Linked DNA regions of Mus musculus: region 2 is linked to region 1. A link is a loop called in an ENCODE intact Hi-C map of the cell type or tissue named here. Cell type or tissue: left cerebral cortex. All regions are shown on one strand. Each heading gives the region's core, and the rest is flanking DNA. Links, peaks and the distances in the headings are about the cores only.

The links. Peaks named below come from ENCODE experiments on the same cell type or tissue, not always from the same donor. Only the 100,000 strongest peaks of a DNase experiment are listed, where the experiment ranks them.
Region 2: a loop joins it to region 1, with 2.2 times the contacts of the local background. A loop is called at or near these places in 7 of 42 quality-filtered maps.

What each region holds. Positions count from the first base shown.
Region 1 is chr5:140,245,267-140,255,190 of GRCm38, forward strand. All of the region lies in intron 10 of Mad1l1 (MAD1 mitotic arrest deficient 1-like 1), which reads right to left. Among named protein-coding and RNA genes, the nearest start is that of Gm16120, 42 kb to the left of the region's middle. In left cerebral cortex, for the core only: a CTCF peak has its summit at 5,312; DNase peaks (open chromatin) are centred at 4,544, 5,291, 6,945 and 9,195; H3K27ac peaks cover 262 bases.
Region 2 is chr5:140,192,703-140,202,626 of GRCm38, forward strand. Mad1l1 (MAD1 mitotic arrest deficient 1-like 1) reads right to left here. Exons shown (of 18, transcript NM_010752.3): 11 at 1,212-1,356. Among named protein-coding and RNA genes, the nearest start is that of Gm16120, 10 kb to the right of the region's middle. In left cerebral cortex, for the core only: a CTCF peak has its summit at 5,179; DNase peaks (open chromatin) are centred at 1,679 and 5,179; H3K27ac peaks cover 354 bases.

The DNA.
Region 1 (9,924 bases), core at 1,293-9,292:
TCTTTCTGAGCATTTATAGCTCTGATTTTTTTTTCAAACTCATAATTCTCCCCTTATTGACTATACCCATATTCGCAGCCTTTTTCTCTCTATTGGCTAGTATACATGTAAGTAGCAGTCTGTTTCTGAGTTTGCACACTGAGCCTGGCACACTGACCTCATCATTGCTTTCTGATCTAAAGCACTGTGCTGCTCTATAGCTCTTCTGTTACTGAGTCTCTGGATTCCAGACAGACAGAGACAGTCAAACACACACACACACACACACACACACACACACACACACAGAGGAGGGGAGAGAGGCAGGGGGAGAGAACAGTAGCCCATCACAACCATATTCATACTACAACAAGCTGCACACCCCCCAGTCACCAGATTTCAACAGACCACTACAGCAGCCTGATCGCTGAGGCAGACATGGGAATCCAGTGCTTCACCTTTAACCAAACGTAAAGGAGGTGGCACATCACTGTTCTCACTAAACCTGGCAGAGTATTGGAAACACCTTCCTAGGGGGAAAAGAGAATGCAGAGGCTGAAGGAAGGGTTGGAGTGCCAGGGAACAGAGACTTCTGGCAATGACATGTCTGTTGCGGTTATAAGTACATAGCAGCTACGATCACACACAGATATTGGGCCCAGATTGGACCAGCCAACAATCCATTATGGATGGAGGAGGGACTTAGGAGGTCTCGACTCTCCCTAAGGAGAAACTGGCCGTTCACAGCTGCTGGGTGCAGTGGTTCAAATGAGAAATGATCCCCACAGGCACCTGTATTTGAACACTTGGCCCCCAGTAGTGATGATGTTGTGGAGAGAGCTTGTGGAGACTTTAGGAGACAGCTTTCTGGAGGAAGTGACTGGGGACAGGCTGAGAGTCTACGGCCTTGCCCCACTTCAAGTTTACAACTGAAGATGAGACAGATCTCTCGCCTTCCTGCTGTGGCCACTGAGACTTTGCACTACCTCTCTGGCCAGTATGGACCCTCTCCGGAACTGTAAGCCAAAATAAACAGTCTTCCATAAACTGCTTTTGGTTGTGGTGTTTCACGACAGCAACAGAAAAGTAACTGCTACACCAGGAGAGGGTGATGTCCTTCAGTGCTATACACTACAAAGTTGTCCTTCTCCAGTAAATAAGCCTCACTCGACAAACTCAGTAGGTCACAAAGAAAAGAGTAAAGACATTAGAATGCCGCAGGTGCTAACTACAAAGAACATTGAGTTCAACAGGAGAGGAAGGGAGATAAGCAAGAGTGATAGGGCAGGGTGATACATAAGTACTTTATATATTCATAGACAATAAGTGACTTTAAATGAAAGAATTTAACATAAATATTAATTGTATATGTTTATTAATTATTATATGTGTGTGTTTGTGCTTGGCACATTAAAGTTGTTGTGTTGGTTTTTTGGGGGGAAAGGCTGTTGTTTTTTGTTGTTTTACTTTGTTCTTCCATTTTTTTGGGGGGTTTTGAGGCTAGGTCTCTCTTTGTGTGGCCCTGCTGGCTAGCTTAGAACTCACTATGTAGACCAGGCTGGCCTCAATCTCACTAAGATTTGTCCACTTTTGCCTCCTGAGTGCTGGGATTAAGGGTGTATACCACCATGCCTGGCATGCATATTTTATTTATTTAAACCTACATACATGCATACATACATACACACACATATATATGTGTGTGTGTGTATATATATATATACACATATATATATATATATGAATAATCTTAATTTTAAAAAAAAGATAAACCCTGATGCAAGTCTCAATTATAAATACTTTGTCTTCAGTGACTGCTATGCTGGGTTCCTGAAACCAGATGCCAAACAGCACTGACACGGGACCAAGGGTTGCAAGCTGAATGTGCCCACCACTTCTCTGCTGCAACTCAAGTGCACTGGTAAAGAGGGAAAGGCAACTAGTCTGGGCCTTGATGAAGCCTCAGCTGTCTCCCCGACGGTCTCCTTAAGCAGCTAGGTGGGAACCTGTGGGACCGGCAAGTGTGAAGGAAGCATTGCTGGGAAGGGGACCCCCAAGTTTACCCTTCCCAGCCTTCCCACTGATCCTCTGTTTATCCTTCCACATCACAGGGAACTCCTTTCTGATAGGGATCACAGCTCTACTGCACGCCACCTCCATCTCATGCTGGCTCATGAATGAGCAGTGCTTGATAGCACGAGGGCCAGTGCCATATTTCCCAGTCTCAGGAACACCAACACTCTATAAAAAACTGTGTCTATTGGCCCAGGTTTTAAGAACTGTCAGGAATGGAGGTCTCATAACCCAGAGAAAGCCTTGACTGATCTGGCTTGAAAAAGTACTGCCCAATGGGACACTGTGAGACAGAGATAACAGACAGGCCCGTGTTCAGACCCAGATGGCCACAGGGACTGGCTGGAAGACAAGGAGTGTGCCATCTAAGGGTCATGAATCTCCACAGGCCCTTTATGAGCCACAGCTCCCATTCTCCCCAGCTACACAGCTGGCCCTAGAGACCCCTCAGAGGCATATGACAGATGCCCTGATATGGAGCATACTCATTCCAGCCTCAAACCAAGGGCACTAACAGCCAAGCAAAGACTGGCCTTGAGCTGGGAGTGCTTAGAACTGGGACCCTGAGCCACAGGACAACCCTCTTCCAGGCTCATGGGTCTGTAACCAAGGCTGGAAAGCAAGAGAGCTGCCCAGCCCTAAACCCAGCAAGCACTTCTGCCCTCATCAAGAATGGCTGCCTCCCTTGGTTTTGGCCCTGAGAACTGCAGTGCACTCACATCAAGCCAGCCAGATAGGCCAGGCCAGAGTTAGGGTCTCTATACAAAGGACCTAGTTAGTAGCAGCTCAGGTAACAGTAACCTGGCCAATGCCACCTTCCAGTCATTGACAAAGGGAGGCATCTCTCACTGCCCTCTGGTGACAGGCAAAGTGATGCCACTCCAAAGGAGTCCCAAGGAATGGCCACAGTATGCCTGCATTCCAGTCATGACTAGGCTGCTAAGCGGTTCAGGTGAGGCCTGCAGCTGCTGGCAGGGGAAGGGTGTCAAATGCTCAGCGGTTCCCAGGGGCTACAGCCTCAGCAGAGACTCCTAAAGCTATGTGGAATGCAGATGGCACTACTCAGTTGCTCTTTCCTACACACTGTTTTCTGCACATCTGCTTTCTACTACTGATACAATCATGTCTATTGCTGTCTCCTTGGGCTTCCCAGACACCATGGTCTACAAGAAGGCCTCACTGAGTTGACCAAACATGATGTCATGCTTAGGAAAGGGATGTAAAGGACAGAGACAAGAAATTATGCGTATTAAGTCTGCCTCTGTCAAAGTGATGTCAAATTCTTAAGAGTCCCTAAAGGCTCTTCCAGCCAAGTATTTACTGTTCAAACCTTAGAGCCCTGCACTGATCCGCTGCCTCGTGCTAGCCAGCCACTGACCAGAAGAGCACAGCCACACCTCTATGGATCTCTGGAACCTACCCAATGCCTACTCAACTTGCCCCCCACCCCAGCCAAGGCTAGTCCACTAAATTTCCTTCCTTGGCTCCTCCACTCTCTCCGTCTACAGTGCTCTCCAATGGGCTTCCTACAGACAGACATCCCAGAAGCAAAGGCTCAGACAGCTCCAGATGTAAAACTGGCAGTCCTACTAGGTCTGTCTGGCCCATGACCCTTATAGGACTATGGAGGGAGAAGGGAGTGGTTGCTTCTTGTCTCTATAGAAAAGGAAAGTGCAAAGACACTGGTCCTTCAAATCCCTATTCACCAGCTGCAGAACAAGGAGTACCTGAGGCCAAGGCAGGGACACGTAATGACAACGGCATCTCTAACTCTGCCACTTCTAAAACGACAAGCTTTATCTGTCTTAATTTTTCTTCCAAAAAAAAGGGGGGGGGCAGGAGGATGTGGGAACAGGAGACTTGAGTTTGGATCACTGAAACCCTCCAAAAAGCCAGGGGCAATAGTGGATGTCTGTAACTCCAGCGCTGGGAAGGAAGAGACAGGACACTGGAGAAGCTTGTCTACCTAAATCAGTGAGCTCCAGGTTCAAGCAAAAGACATTGTCTCAGAAAGTGAGGGTAATGGAAGAAGACACCCTTGGCCTTCATGTACACACATATACACACATGTACACATACATACAAATGAATGAGGGGAAAAATGGGGATGGTGTCTTCAGGACTCTATCAGGAAGTAAGGGTCACATCAGAGGGATCCAGAGTATGACAAGAAAAGGACATGGCTGTGGGCATGCTGTGAGCCATGCTGTGTATTGTATGCTGTATGCTGGACACGGGCTGGGCAGAATTGAGAGAGGACCATGGGACAGGGCAGCTCCCATGGCAACAGAGCTAAGCACTCAGAAAGTGATTGCATTGGGGTAGATGGGGGTGACGTTTTCTCTGGTGCTTGAATAAAAGAGGGAGTTTCACATTTTATCCACTTCTACATTCCTTAACAATAAGAGCTTATTTAAAAACCCATGAATATGTAAATACCATTTTAAATATGGATATGCAAGACATACAGAGCAACAGTCCGTGTGGGTGAGAAATGTTAACCGCAGCTCCCCTAGTTGAAGAGCCAGCACAAGCAGACTAAGAGGGCCGGGTCTGGAACGCTGGCCCTCCCCAACTCCATGACTGGGTGGTTGGGGCTGGGTAGGCCTGGAGCACAGCAACCTGGCCCTTGAAGAAGGAGTATGCACATCTTCCCACCACACACAGGGCCTATCATCAAGGGGCCTTTCACCCTCACAGCTGTGTATCTCCACAAATTCAGTAAAGGACCCAAGCCTTGCTCTGTATCCCAGGATGCACTGGCCATCCTTTTGGGGATGTGGGTACCCAGACTTGGTCTCAAGGCAAAGCAGTAGAAGAGAGGCAGCCTGAAACAGGAATGTCTTAAACAGAGCCAAAGCCAAGCTAGGGTTGGGGCTTATATCACTACACACACACATACATTCTCTCTCTCTCTCTCTCTCTCTCTCTCTCTCTCTCTCTCTGTCTCTCCCCCCCCCTGTCTCCCCCTCCCTCCCTCCCTCCCTCCTGGACTCACCAGCCCACCCCAGCAAAGAATGGGAAGGTAAAGATTATACAGCTCAAGAGCAGAAGTGAGCTCCAGGTAGGCACCTATGACAGATGCCCACCCATCTCAAGGTCTTTCCAGCCTCTCTTTATCTCTCCACTCTCTCTCCTACTAACTGGTCACAAAATTTATAGACTTGGTTTGGATGCCTCCACTGGGGAGGCTATGGAAGGAAGCTTTGAGGAGTGAGCAGATAGGGCTCGAAATGCTGCAGGCACCATCTCATGTCCAAAGCTGGGCACTGCAGCCAGCTGCCAAAGCCTTCTGAAGCTGCCCTATGCTCAGAGCATAAACCTGGCCCGGCTCAAGCACAGACAGCTCTTGACAGTGCTATTGGGTTCTGTTCCTGGAAGGAAGGAAACACACACAGGCAAGAAGAGGGGGGTATCTTAAAGGGGGTGGGGATCAGGCTCGGACAGAGAGGCTAGGAATTCCCAGCTATGGTGGGCACTGTGGGAGCCTCCAGTTAAACTTGCCTGCCTTCATGTCCCCTTCAGAACACAGTGTGATAAGGGGACTGTATAAGCAGGAATAGTATCAGAGATCAGCCCACTGGGTCCCTAAACCTCAATAGCAGCACTCTGGGCCTGTTCTATGGAACCTGAACTTACCAGATGGAAGGTGACAACCTGTACACAGGAACTAACAAAACACTGCTACACAGCCATGCTCAAAGCCTTTGTCTGATAGGGATATCAGAGGAAGAGATGGTAAGTAGGAGCCATTACTTGGTAGGTAAACTGTCTTGAGCTTGGACTAGCCCATTAGTCAAATACCACAATGCCTAGTGCATTCTGCAGTCTGGGATATAACAAGACCAGATCAATTTGGTGTGGGCAGCCTGCATAGCCATGCCCAGGTTACTATGTGAGTGGTTCTGGGAGGCAGGCTCAGTGTTGACCCACAGTTGACATAAAAGTTAAAGAGAGCCGGGCGTGGTGGCGCACGCCTTTAATCCCAGCACTCGGGAGGCAGAGGCAGGTGGATTTCTGAGTTCCAGGCCAGCCTGGTCTACAGAGTGAGTTCCAGGACAGCCAGGGCTACACAGAGAAATCCTGTCTCAAAAAAAAAAAAAAAAAAAAAAAAAGTTAAAGAGAATCAGGATAGAGGGATTCCCTGCTGAGCCACTCCAGCTTCCAAAGAAAGGCCACAGAGCCCACTGTCACAAGGAAGGGAAAGGTAGATGTGTGGGTAGGAGGTAAACGTGCATAGAGTCAGACATCCTCAGACGACCATGAGTCCTAGCCAGGCACTCCTGGGTCTGCAGGTGGCTAAGAGCAGCATACTCCTTGCAGGACAGCCATGAGCTCTATGTCACTAGTGCTGCAGAAGGCACGAGAAAAGTGCTCAGACTCAGGTAGCCACTCTCCACATTCCAAGGCAAATTTTAAGCTGCTTAATACCAGTTCTGGTATTACAGGATCTAAACAAAACATCTTAGCATCTGCTAAGAAATGTTCCCTCAACAACTTTTATAGCCGGTGGAATGCATACAGCTTACACAAGTTCCATGCTTCTGTATCTCCACACCTGTCCCTGTCCACACAAGTACACGCACCCCACATGCATGGGCACTCATCATGCATAGTTATATGTTGCCCCCTCACCTGCCTCCATTGCACCCTGCGTCTCTGCAGACGGCCCAGGGTGACACCATTGCTGCCCAACACTGCCACTGCCAGACCTGTGCCGAGGCCCAGTGCACACAAAGCCCTACCAGAATGGAACTCTGCCTCTTCCCACTTGGCACAGCCTCAGGTCTGGCACAGAATGCCTCCCATGTACCACATGAGAGGAAACTGGGGACAGCTTATTGCTTAGGCTCTGAACAGAAATGAGGGTGTGGCCTCCAATCAAATGCTATACTTATAATGCTAAGCCATTCAGCTACCCTAGGCTGAAGCAGGTAGGCTGGGGGTGGCTGAGAGCTGACAGATGCTACGTACACTACTGGTGCCAAATTGCAGACCAGCCAAAGGCAATGCAAGGCACTAAGTCCCCAGCTCTGCTGCTGCCACACTTGGTAAAAACAGGGACCCAAAGTGACAGAATAGAGGACAGCAGGGAAGGGAGACAAAGATGAGCTTACAAGCCACAGACAACACCACAAGTCCCTAAGAAGCCAGAGCCATCACAACACCCCATTCTCAAGCTGATGGGAACTTTATTTACTCAGTAAATACCTCTTGGGAATGAACTAGATACCGGGCACACAGTCACCATAGCAGCCATTACCATACATACCACAGCAACTGTGACTACTCACAAACAGCCCTGAAGAACAGGCCTGCTAGCTATGCGGTGGTGGCGCATGCCTTTAATCTCATCACTTGAGAGGCAGAGGCAGGTGGATCTCTGTGAGTTCAAGACCAACCTGGTCTACAAAATGAGTTCCAGGACATCGAGGGCTACATAAAGAAACCCTGTCTTGAATCCCTGCCCCCAAAAGAGACAGGCCTGCTGATACTCTCTCATAAAAAGGAAAGGATCATTAAATCCTGAGACCCCAGTCCCTCCCTCCTGTCCTCGACCCCCTTTCCCACCTGCCTGTAATTCTGTCCCTGCTGCTCATGGTCTCAGAGGTACTGGAGGCATGCGGAAGTGTCTGCAGTGTCAAGTGCCGTAGCAACTCCAGCTATGCAGCTATGCAGCTGTCTTCTTCCATGCTGGCATGGGGATTTCCAGTTGACACGTGGGGCTCACCTATGCTTCTGTAAGTGCCCCTCCACCATGGTCTTACATAAGGAGCTCAATGAACTCAGTGGCTCTACAGGCGAGGCAGGTGGAGGTGTTACTTTGGTCAGTCACTGATGCTCCCTTTGGGGGGAAATAGATGACTGTTCATGTCTCCTTAAGGAAGACACCTTACCCAACAACATGCAACGTGGAACCTGGGAGAAATGCCCTACCTAAAGGAGCATGTGAACTGACAAGGGACAGAAAGAAGGGAACTGAAGAGACAGTAGGAAGGGAACTTGGGAGGTCATGACAGTCCCACAGAAGATGAGAGGCCAAGGTGCAGTGGTGAGAAGGGGAGAAGCCCTCAAGTTGTGTGGACAGGCATAGCACATCTTAGAGCTGTGCAACCACTTGAGGTTGGGAGGACAGAAGCAAGTGCATTCAGAGTCCACACAACTGTGGGACAAGAGGGGACAAAGGCAGTGACCCTTGGGACACCTCAGATGATACTGAGTGCAGAGCAGCCAAGGAGGGAGACAGGGAGACTAGTCCAGGCTAGTGGGGAAAGGGCTCCTGCTGGGCTTCATATACAGCCAATAACCTCATGGCTTGGCTAAGATGTGAGGGAGGACCAAATCCATGGGCCTGTGGGCCTGCCAATGGTGCTGGCTCCTCCACCTCAGCTGCAGAGAGCATGTGCTATGGTGGGGATAATGGTTGGCTCACTGTAAGAAAAGCCAGCACAAGCCTTGCACCGAGAAAGACAAGCAGAGGAGCACAGGCAGAGTTAGACAGAGGCAAACATATATTCATTTTAACAAAAATCCTAGCTTTGATGGGTCTGCCAAGTCAGCAGAGGAAATAAGGCCAAGAACATGATGCTAATAATGCCTGGGGAAGGAGGTGGAAAGGCAGCCTAGAGAAGGTGCACAGACCCCGGACAACACAGAGCAGCAGCAGAGGATGCTGCTGTGGTGAAAACCTGGCAAGGAAACTGCGCACACCCTGAGGACACAGCACCAGGGGAAGGCTCAGGTGTGGGGACAATATGGCGTGACCTGAGTCAGAAAGTGTCCCTCAGACAGCTGCGTGGAAAGCAGATGTCTAGAGACAACTGTAGAAAAGAATGATATAGTTTGTCACTTTAACAAAGGCAATGACACAGAGTGACATGGATTCTAGCATGGAAGAAAGAAACAAACACCTCAGCAAGACCTGAGCTAGGACACAAACTGTGGGCCATTATAGACAGACCATAGCACAGAAAGTGGGTGGCAGGTCAGTCTGTCTGGCCAGCTGTACAGGGCCACCCTGGCTGGGTTTTAGAAACACGAGTGTTTGCAACCATACTCTCAGCCTTAGCACTAAACTGTAAGCCAGGAAGTTCAGCCAACAAACTAAGCCTCCCACAGGCCTATAAGGAGCCTAGATATAGTCAGCTCAGAAACAAGTATTTATACAGCCAATCTACTAGTAACAAGAAGCCCTGAGCTACAGGGGACGTTTCCTCCCTGTGTCCCAAGAGTGAAAGTATAGGTTCTAGGGGTGTTCCTCCAGAGACCCCAGCCACGTCTCTAGGGGTATATGAATTGCGACCAGCAACCCCTAAAGCCTGACCTGGAGCCACTGAGGACAGGCATGTGATCAGTGTGAGCAGGTCCCACAGCATCCCTAAAATACATAGTAGGGGCTACCATTGAGGACACATGGAGAGAGCTCACCAGATGCAAGCTGGCTCAACTGCTCTGCCAAAGACCATTCATACTGGGTAGAAAGAACCAGGCAGACATTTGAGGCCTTGGCCTGTGTTCCTGACAGGCCCAGGAGCTGGCTCATGCACAAACAGTAAATGGCTGGAATGAGCATAAGACCTGGCAGGGGACACAGCCATGGGAGATGGGCTACTCACTGCTCTTCTTCTGCCCACCCAATCAACCATAACAAATTTCAGCATCTTCTCCACTGAAGACGTGCCCAGCCCCTAGCCCTCTAACCATCACCAGCAGTCATCTACCAAAACTCATCTTCCAGGGGTGCCCACTGTGAACACCCCAATACCAGGACCATCATATCTTAGCAGCTGCTCACTGTGGTTCCTCATACACAAAGGATGGCATTAAAGAGGACTATGATGCTGGCCAGCCCCTTGTTTACCGTTCCAGACA
Region 2 (9,924 bases), core at 1,488-9,487, 52 kb before region 1:
CAGGACATCCGCCACCTCCTGCCCCGCATGCACCTGCAATGTTGGCATCAACAGCAGCTCTGTGACAGCCTTCTTCCCTGAACCATATCTCTGTGGGGATGGGGACAGCTCTCTTCACTGCTCCGGTAAACAGTAAATCCTCTGGGTCTTTGCTTAAGTCTCACCTCCGACAGCTCCTCCCGTGTCAGTGCGCACAGCAGTGTTTGTCTTTGTCAGGGCTGGTTGAGTGTATGGCTGAGCGCTCTGCTCTTGTCCACTGCACTGTCAAGTCTGAGGGCCATGACCACATATTCCCATCACATAGGCTTAACACTGACAGGCGCTGGGCAGGAAAATAACTATGCCAATACGCTGAGCATCTTCTAGGCCAAGGTGTAAGGCTGGAACTAAGCTGCTATGAGAAGACAATCTAGCCACTTCTTTTCCTGGGCTACCTTCAGGGACCCTGAAGGCTGAAAAGAGGGCCCAGCCCTGCCCCAGCCCTGGGAAGAAGTGTGTGAGGCCAACACAAATGCTAGATCTTCATGTACCTGGGGACAGATGCAGCTGGTCCTTTCTTAGGTTCTCAAAGTCCATGAGATACACATCACTGTGAGGACCCACACCATTAGTTCTGTACACAGGTGGCCATCCTTACATCATGCTGGGATGAAACCCACTCCTGCTTCCTCTGCTCATGCTAGCAGCACAGGGCAAGAAGGCTGGCCACCACTAAGAAGACCAGCTTACAGGAAACACTCCCTTGAGGTGCTGCACCAGTCCAGGTCAAGACATGCAGAGAAAGTGAGTCTGGGAGACTGGTTTTGGTCTTGTGCTTTGAGAGAGTCAAGGTACAGAGCCCAGACTGGTCTTCAATTCACCACCCCCCTTCCTGCCTCAGTCTCCTAAAATATGGTTGTATACTTTAGCTCCGGGCTCTGGATGGCTCCTTCTGCCATTCGAAAGTGTGTTCTCAAGTGTGGACCTAGAGCACACAGCCTAACTGAACTGTTCTGCTGCAGCCTGCAGCTAGGAAGAGCCAGCACTGGGCCCGGCCTGGGGTCCAGGGTAGGTGGGATACCCACTGGAGACGTAAAGCTATGGACCACAGGCAAGCACATGCAGCTTCACAGAGGTCTGCAGAAAGATGAGCAACCAGAGAGGAAAGGCCAGGCGGTATGGGCATGGCTGTGTGGGCATGGGTGAGCTCAGTCACACTGGGTGAACTGTACCTTGGTCAGCAATGCATTGCGCTTCTGGAGCCTTCGGGCAAGTGCCTCATGTGTCTCCCTCTTTTTCCGCTCCTCCAGCAGCTGTGCATTGGCCTGCCGGACCTCATCCTGGAGCTGCTGCTGGACCTTCTCCAGACCCCGGGCACTGCAGGGAAGGGAAGATGGTAGATCCATGAGGCCTGGCATGACCATCCCCCATAACTAAGGCCACACTCCCCACTGTGTATCCCATAGGGGCATCCTAAAATAGAGCTGCACGTGCAAATACCTCGTCCGTTTCCTCGCTCCTGAATAGCTACTTAGTGCCTTTCAGGAGGTTCTGGATTTCAAAGACACCCAGGGTGATCCCAGAACACGGTGCGAGGGGGAGGGAAGCGCAACTCCACACACAATGGGAAAGATTGTCAGCCACAGGCGCTTCAAGACGGCACTTCTGAATGAGCTAAATTGCCAGCGCAAGCACTTCCCATGTGAGTCACAGTCTGCACAGATGTGCAGCACAGGGCGGGTGTGGAGAACAGCCCCCGCAGCAAGCACTGGGCCTGCAGAGTTTCTGAAGGAGAAAGTCCTGGCTCACACTGGGTACTAGGCCTGCCATGTGATAACAGATGTCAGAACATACCCAGACAATGGCATCTGACCTCCTCTACTTTCCCTTTCCCTATTTATACATGTATGGATGTGTTTTTGCAGTATAAAGGATTAAAGCCAAAGCCTCAGGCATACTAATCAAGACCTCTGTCACTGAGCAGGGAGGGCTGTCAGCCTCTCTCTGGAGATTCTAGGCAGGGACTCTCCCACTGAACCACGCCCCCAGCCCCTCACCTGCTAGGCAGGTGCTCTACCACTGAGCCACACTCCCAGACCCTCACTGGAACAGTCTTAAATAAGTGCTCTGCCACTAAGCTACATTCCAAGCCCTCTTCTTATTTTATACTTTAAGACAGGATCTCACTAAGCCTCCAGAGCTGAACCTGAGCTTTTAATCTCCTATTTGAGTATTCCCCCAAAATACAGGGTTACAGGTTGTGCCACCAAGCCTGGCTTCCCTTTACAATATCTGCTTTCCTACTGCGTCCCTGTGGCCTCTTTGGTTTGGCTACTTCCTTCCCTATGACATTCCAACAACTTCACAATTTAATCAATTGTCTCTGCCAACATCAGAGGCCCAGACCTCTGGACTAAGGCTTCTAAGGGCCACTGGTCACTCCCAGGCTGAGCAAAGACCATCAGAAAGTACCCTTGCTACCACCCCTCTAGTCCCACAGTGACAGCCCTCTAGGCCCAGTGCAGCCTCTGTTGTCACTGGTCTTACAGAGAACCTGGCAAAGCACAAAAAGCAAGGGCAAGGATCTCATCAAATACCCACAGGGTGCCCTGTCACACGTGCACTGGGCCATAGCAGCAGAAAGAAACAGGTCAGATGATAGGAGCAGCGGGGGAAGGGCCGACCAACCCCCCAACCAAGATGGCCACTGCAGGAGCACAGAGTGTGCACTGTCAGTCACAGACCTCTTCCCAGAGGAGATGCCAAAAGCTCTCGCAAACCGAGGCATGGGGCTAGGGAGACAGTTCAGTGGATAAAGCATTTGCCTTTCAAACATGTACATCTGAGTTTGGATCCTCAGCTGGATCACAGATCAATAAGCTGGGCATGGCAGGACATACCTGTAAGCCCAGTGATGTTAAGAAAGATATGAAGCAGAGATAGGCAGACAGATCCTGCAAACTTGTTGGCCAGCTCTCTAGACTACTTGATTATGTCTCAGGCCAATCATGCACAGACAGACAGACAGACAGGCAGGCAGGCAGACACAGACACACACACACACACACACAAGCAGGGCATCAGGCAAAGTAACCATGACCAGAACACTGAAGCTACTTTGAAAATGTACAATCTGGGGCGGGGCCTGCAAGAGACACCTGCAGCTCAGATTACTTCTGCATCCAATTATTTTTGTTTGCTTTGATTACACAATTTCAAGAAAATCTGAATTCACAAGGGTGGCAGATAACACTTTTGTCAGGCAGACACCCCTGCAAATATGTCTATTTCACATCTGAGTGAATACAGGGTTTTGTAAATTATAACTCAGTAAAATCATTTAAACAGCTAAAGTGTAATTTGAAAGTGAATGAGAGTCAAACATTTATGATGCTTCAGCAGGGGACTGCGATACTCCTAGTCCTGTGAAGTGTCACAGGGAACCCTGCTCTGGCCACCAGCATGACCACAGAAAACAGAGCCAACCTTGTGACATCAGGGACAGTGGTGGGCTTCAATCCTGTAATCTCAGGGTGTCTTGCACTGTCCCTTGGCCCCACTGAGAAGCAGCTGACTGCCAGTTGCACCCTAGGTGCATCACAACCCCAAATATCAGGCAAGAGCAAATATTCACGGGAAACAGACATAGAAAGTGGCTATTTTGAGTTCCAGTTCAATTGAAAACTATTCATAGACCAATTTAATAATCAAGAACTGTGAAATCGACTCTTGAATCGTTGAATTCAGGTGGGGAGGTTCACAAGCACCTTAAATCACTGCTCCAAAGTGGGTAATTTAATTAGAATGGCAGCATTTGCTCTGCTACTTACGAACCAAGTACAGAGAGACAGACATGGCAAGGCAGCTTCTCAGGTGACACATACACGCAGGGTGGGATTGGGGGTTTGGGATCACTCAGATAAACTGTCCTCAGCAGGGAGTTCAGGAGAGCCTTGCAGGAAGACTGCCAAACCCAAGAGTGGAATTTAGAGGCAGCATTCCCCTTACCCTATCCACCTGGCCCAGATGCAAACAAGCCCAAGGCCATGCCATAACAGCCACTTTGCTGGGATACTGAAGACCAGGGCTCAGCGGAACAGAACCAGGCAGCAAGACTGGATAGCAGGAAATCACCACTTGGCCTAAGCCAGCTACCCAACCTTCACTCTGAAGCTAGGCTCTGCTACCTAAGGAAGGCAGTGCCACAGGTACACAGGCCAGCCTTGCACCTAGGTAACAATGTGGAATGCTACACATACGGCAGACGGAGGGAGATGCTTGTGCTATGGCACCACAGGAGAGGGTGGAGTCTTAAGGGTATCTAGGAGGCCTGAGTTATAATATTTCAGATTATAAAGAAAACTTTTTATCCCTTCCCAAGAAAAAAAGAGTCCCCTCAGGAATATTAGGTATCTAATGCAAGGACTTGTGCTTGCTAGATAGGCACTACCCCTGGTCTACATCAATCACTCATTCTTACACGCTCCTCTCCTTCATATGGACTGTCTGTGCTCACCAGTGCAGGCCAGAGATCCATGTCAGAATGCCTTCTCAATCTCTCCACTTTATTCATTTTATCTTTTGAGACAGGGCCTCTCACTGAACCTGTGGCTCAGTGTTTTGACCAGGCTAGCTAGCAAGTGAGCCCCTGAAATCTGCCTGCCTCTGTCTAATAGAAACACAGCACTGTGCCCAGCTCTATGAGGGTTATGGAGACCTGAATTTAGGTCCAAATGCTTGTGTAGCAGGTGTTTTACTCGGTGAGTCATCTTCTCAGTCCCCATCCTCTCTCTCTCTCTTTTTTTAAAAGATTTATTTATTTATTATATGTAAGTACACTGTAGCTGTCTTCAGACACACCAGAAGAGGAGTCAGATCTTGTTAAGGATGGTTGTGAGCCACCATGTGGTTGCTGGGATTTGAACTCTGGACCTTCGGAAGAGCAGTCGGGTGCTCTTACCCACTGAGCCATCTCACCAGCCCCCCCATCCTCTCGCTTAAGAACAAAACACATTTCATCCACTGTGGAGGCCAGAAGCAGATATCGAGGAATGCCTGGTCTATAGAAGATGCCAGACAACAGGCAGGATTGCAGGCCACAGCAGATCCCAAGGTCAGTTCCCAGACAGAATAGGTTCCCAGGTTTCCAACAGGACAAGGTTAGACTATAAATTGCAGTTCAGAGCAAAGCAGAGAGAGGGCGCTCCGGAGCATCATTTGCAGAGCTTCAGTGAAGCCCTGAGCACAATGATCAACAGGCTGAGTTCCTCCTGGCTGCAAAACAGGCATAAATCACCAACCAGGTGACTGCAGGGGAAGGAACAGCTCACATAAAGCAAACAGGCCGCAGCAAATACCTTCTGAGATTTCAGGATACATACTGGTCTCTGAGTGAGGAGAAAGCACTGGGTGGGGTTGCCTGCAGGGGCTGGTATTTTAAGTACAATAGACATCACAGACCTGAGTAGATGGTGTGCAGGAGGAAGGGTGTGTGGAAGGAAGCAGATGGGAAGCCTGCAGGTGAGCCAGGCAAGCACAGGGTCCTGCACATCCTCTGGTACCTGCAGCAGGCTAACTAGATGTCAGCTGGTATGGCAAACATGGACTACAGGTCCAAGCTCTCCAGAGCTGAGGTACTGCTGCCTAACTGGCCATGGCAAAGGAAAAAACAAAAACAAAAAAAAACAGTGAAGAAAGGAATGATTTAGTCCATGGTGAGGCAGAAAGCATGAAGTAAAAGAAGAGAATTTGGTATCTTGGGTTAGATCCCTAAGATCCTGAAGGGACTCTTCCCCACAGGCACAAGAGAAGATAGATGTGTGGGACACTTAGGGGATGAAAGGCTAAACACTCTTATATCCAGGGCACACTCACTCACACTGTGTGGAAATAGGAGTTGGCTAGGAGACTCAGAGTCCTTTGCCAGGAGGCAGTGAAGAACAAAGGAACGGGAACAAGAAGGAAAAAACCTCAGGAGGAAGAGAGAGGGGACACAAAAGCTGTCTAGATGGGCCTTGGACTACAGATGTGAGCAGAAGCCAGACAGTAGTGAAGGGGCAAAGCTCTAGAAATCCTGGGTCCTGCTTAGAAATGGGAAGCTGTGTGGGAACAGGTGGGTATTCTCCATCCAGGAGTTCCATGGAGGAAACAGACTGGCAAGCTCCAAAGGAGGTGGGGGCATCCCATGGAGGGGACAAGGGCCTGCAGATAGATAAAGCACCACCTAAAACAGGGCCGCAGTACCATGTCCAAAAGAGGCTCTCAACACTCTCGGCCAGGCTTCTCAAGTCTCACCTACCAGATAGGCCTAGACAACCAGGCACACAGGATGCAGAGATACAGGAACCATCAAGTTAACATGGATCTCAAATTGAAATGGGGACTTCTCCTACTGGGTCTACAGGCCCTATGAGAGCCTCAACAGCTGGAAGAATTTGAGCAACTTCATTCTAACACGGATCCCCATCATCTCTTGGGGTTGTTGTCTCTCTCTCTTGTCCTCCCCCCTGGCCCCCAGGGAGGTTCTCTCCATTCAACTCCAGCCTTTCTTCCAAGGAAGAGAAGAGAAAGCTCATAAAAAATTAAAGTTCTTGCTCCACAGCGTGCTGAACTCTGAGGGCAGCGGCATTTCCACGAACCTCTGGGGCTTCAGAGCGAAGCTCTTGGTGCTTCAAGGAGAAGCTGAGCGTGTTTATCGATCGCTGCCTTTCTGAGGCAGCATCTGCTGAGAGAATGAGTTCAGGCCTTTGAAAGCCATCTTTGGATGTGGCGGGACACTGCCGCTCACTTTCATGTTAGCTTCATCAGAAACACAGGACTAAGAATATACACTTTCAAGGAACCAGGCCTGGCCAAGAGATACTGCAAAGCGGCAGGAGACATTTTAACAAACTTCTCCAAGACAATGAATGCTCCTTCCAGCTCTTCCTTGTCTGACCTAGCATTTCCAGCCCTGAGGCCTGCCTTCCCCAGTTTGAGCCCAGCACCCACACTCATGCAGCAAGAAAGCATACCTGTATCAACAGATGCTGTGGGGTCCCAAACACTGTGCTACCATAGAGCAGCTCTAAGGAAGAGCTCGGTGCCCATCCGAGAAAGAAGCCGCGGCCAAGTCACGGTGTGTCCATATACAGTGAGTTGTCGCATGCTGTAGAGCTCATTGAGAAGCTGGCTCTAACAACTGACTGAGTCCTCCTGCTCCATGTCAGACCAGGCATGTCTGTCTATGAGTATCCTCTGAGGCCTCTTGTCTGCGCTGGCCCACCTAACTTTGTGACAGCTAAACAGTCTAAGAGTAAAAATGTCATACTATTGAAATGGCTGGAACCATTGCCAACAGAGGTTACCAGTGTTTATCCTGTGATATAAAAATGCCTTCAGTGAGAAAGAGAAGCCAAAGGTCAGCCAGGAAGAGAAAACTCAATGGAAACTGCCAGCTGTGGTGTCTGCTGGACGGTGTGCACACCCAACTACATGTTTGTTCCCTAGGGATGGGTCATGTATCTGTCACTTGTCCAGTCACTTGTTATATACTTAATAAAGTCGCTCATTCAAAATCACAAGTACAGCTGGGCAGTGGTGTCACACGCCTTTCATCCCAGTGCTTGCGAGGCAAGAGCAGGCGGATCTCTGTGAGTTTAAAGCCAGCCTGGTCTACAAAGCAAGTTCTGGGATAGCCAGGGATGGGGGATATTACACAGAGAAACTCTGTCTGGAAGGAAAAAACGAAAACCAAAACCCCCACAAGTGTGAGTTCTGCAGGGCATTCACCACACCACATAGAAACCAGTGCTGGAGCGCCAGGTGGTGCAGAGACAGTGTGTTCATGTGTCTCTACGGTCATGGCCAAGCCCAGGTTCTATGTTTAAAACCAAAACAATATGTAGCAGAAGATGGCCTAGACGGCCATCATTGGGAAGAGAGGCCCCTTGGTCTTGCAAACTTTATATGCCTCAGTACAGGGGAACACCAGGGCCAAGAAGTGGGAGTGGGTGGGTAGGGGGGTGGGGGGGGGAGGGTATAGGGGACTTTCCGGATAGCATTTGAAATGTAAATGAAGAAAATACCTAATGAAAAAAAAATAAATTAAAAAACAAAACACTGAAAACCTCTGAGGGCTGGTGCTGCAGCACCATTGACAGAATGCTCGCTCGCCTAGCCTGCAGTTCCCTGGCACTGCATAAACAGGTGTAGTAGTATACACCCGTGATCCTAGCACTTAGGAGGTAGAGACAGAAGATCAGAATTCAAGATCATTCTTGGCTATGTAGCAAATTCAAGGTGGGCCTGAGCTACATGATATCTTGTCTAAGCAATAAAATATAAAGCTGGCATGAAGGCACATGCTGTTAATTCCCCAAAGGCAGAGGCAGGCAGATCTCTGTGAGTTTGAGGCCAGCCTGGACTACAGAGCTAGCTCTAGGACATCTAGGGCTCCATGGCCAAGGGCATTTCTGAAGTAGGTGACATCTCTGTGAGAACTGAGGATCAGTGTGAAGCCCTAATCACCAACATGCCAGTGTTGGGAGGAGCCTGGCCAGGGAGGGGAGGGCACTTGTGATGAGGTGAGGGACATTAGAGGAGACTCTCAGGAGCAGATGCCAAGCAGAAAGACAGCCCCTCCTCACTCGCACATCTGCCAGCACTGCAACCTCAGCCACCTGGCTGCAGGCCCCTGAGGAAAGACAAGCTTGCAAATTAGGAGCCCTAACTAGAGCACAACTGTGACAAGCCCAAACACACCAATAGAACCCCAATTCAGTAACACTTGAGGAGAGGTGTCACACAGACACTTCAGAGCCTTTGTGGTGACAGCCCAAAGCAGTCTGACGCGTACCAATAGCGGTCGTCTCCTACAGATTATAATGGAATTTCCATGTACACGGTGAATTTTTTGTAATTCATCTCTTTCATGAAGCTAAAAAAAAATTAGTAAATTTTTCTTCAAACCTACAGCACCTCTTTATCCTTGGAGGGCTGAGGAACACAGATCAAAACCTGCTAACACAAATGATTTCCAACCTTGAAGTTTGCGGATGAGTCAATGCAGACCTAAGCCGCTGAGTCACCTCTGCGAAGCCACTGTGTGTGCACCAGGAAAACTAGAAGATGCTTGCCCCTCCTGGCTGCTGGGCACAATGCCTGGCATAGCCTGCAGCACTGACCTAAAACATCTCAGGTCAGGAACTAAGCCACCAGGTGCCTATAGGTTCCCAATCGCTACCTCTATGTTAAGAGGAAATGTGCAAAATGTGGATCCCCAAACCGGAGGCATCTGAGCAGTCACCTTCAGTCCCTACACCATGTGCACTGGGCAAGAAGGGGTCAGCATGTCCATGCTTCCTCCCAGCCCACCAGGGAGTCTCTAAAAACTGAAAGAAAATTACAGAAATCTGCTTGTCCAGTGAGTGAAGAATTAACAGGGACCTTCCAGAGACAGAGTTATGGCCCCAGAAATAGATGACAGGGACAATAAATGATAAGTAAATAGATGACAGGCCAATAAATTAGCCCTATAGTCTGCACCGGGCCCTATCCCTAAACCCAGGAAATACTCACCCATGTAATTAGGGCAAGCCCTAACAAAGCCACAGGGAGTCAGATTGTAGTGGTCAGTGAGCGTTTTTTCCAGTGACCATCATGATGTCAGATGCTCTCAGACAGTAAGACAGGGAGTTGGGGAAGGGTCTGCCAATAGAGCTTTGAAAGTGACAGGATTTCTTAGACCAAGATACAGACACACAGAAGAGGAACAGTGTGCTAGGTAGCCTCCTCTGATAAGACGCCCCCTGTGAGCAGACATGGAAGAGAAGGAGGTGGGACTTTACAAAAGACAAAGAAACAGAAGGAAAGTGCCTAGAAACCTTGTGCTCAGGGCCACCCTAGGTAGGAAGGCTGTTTGGCAGGAATCTCACAACAGGCTAAGTCACCACTCAGGAGGACCTT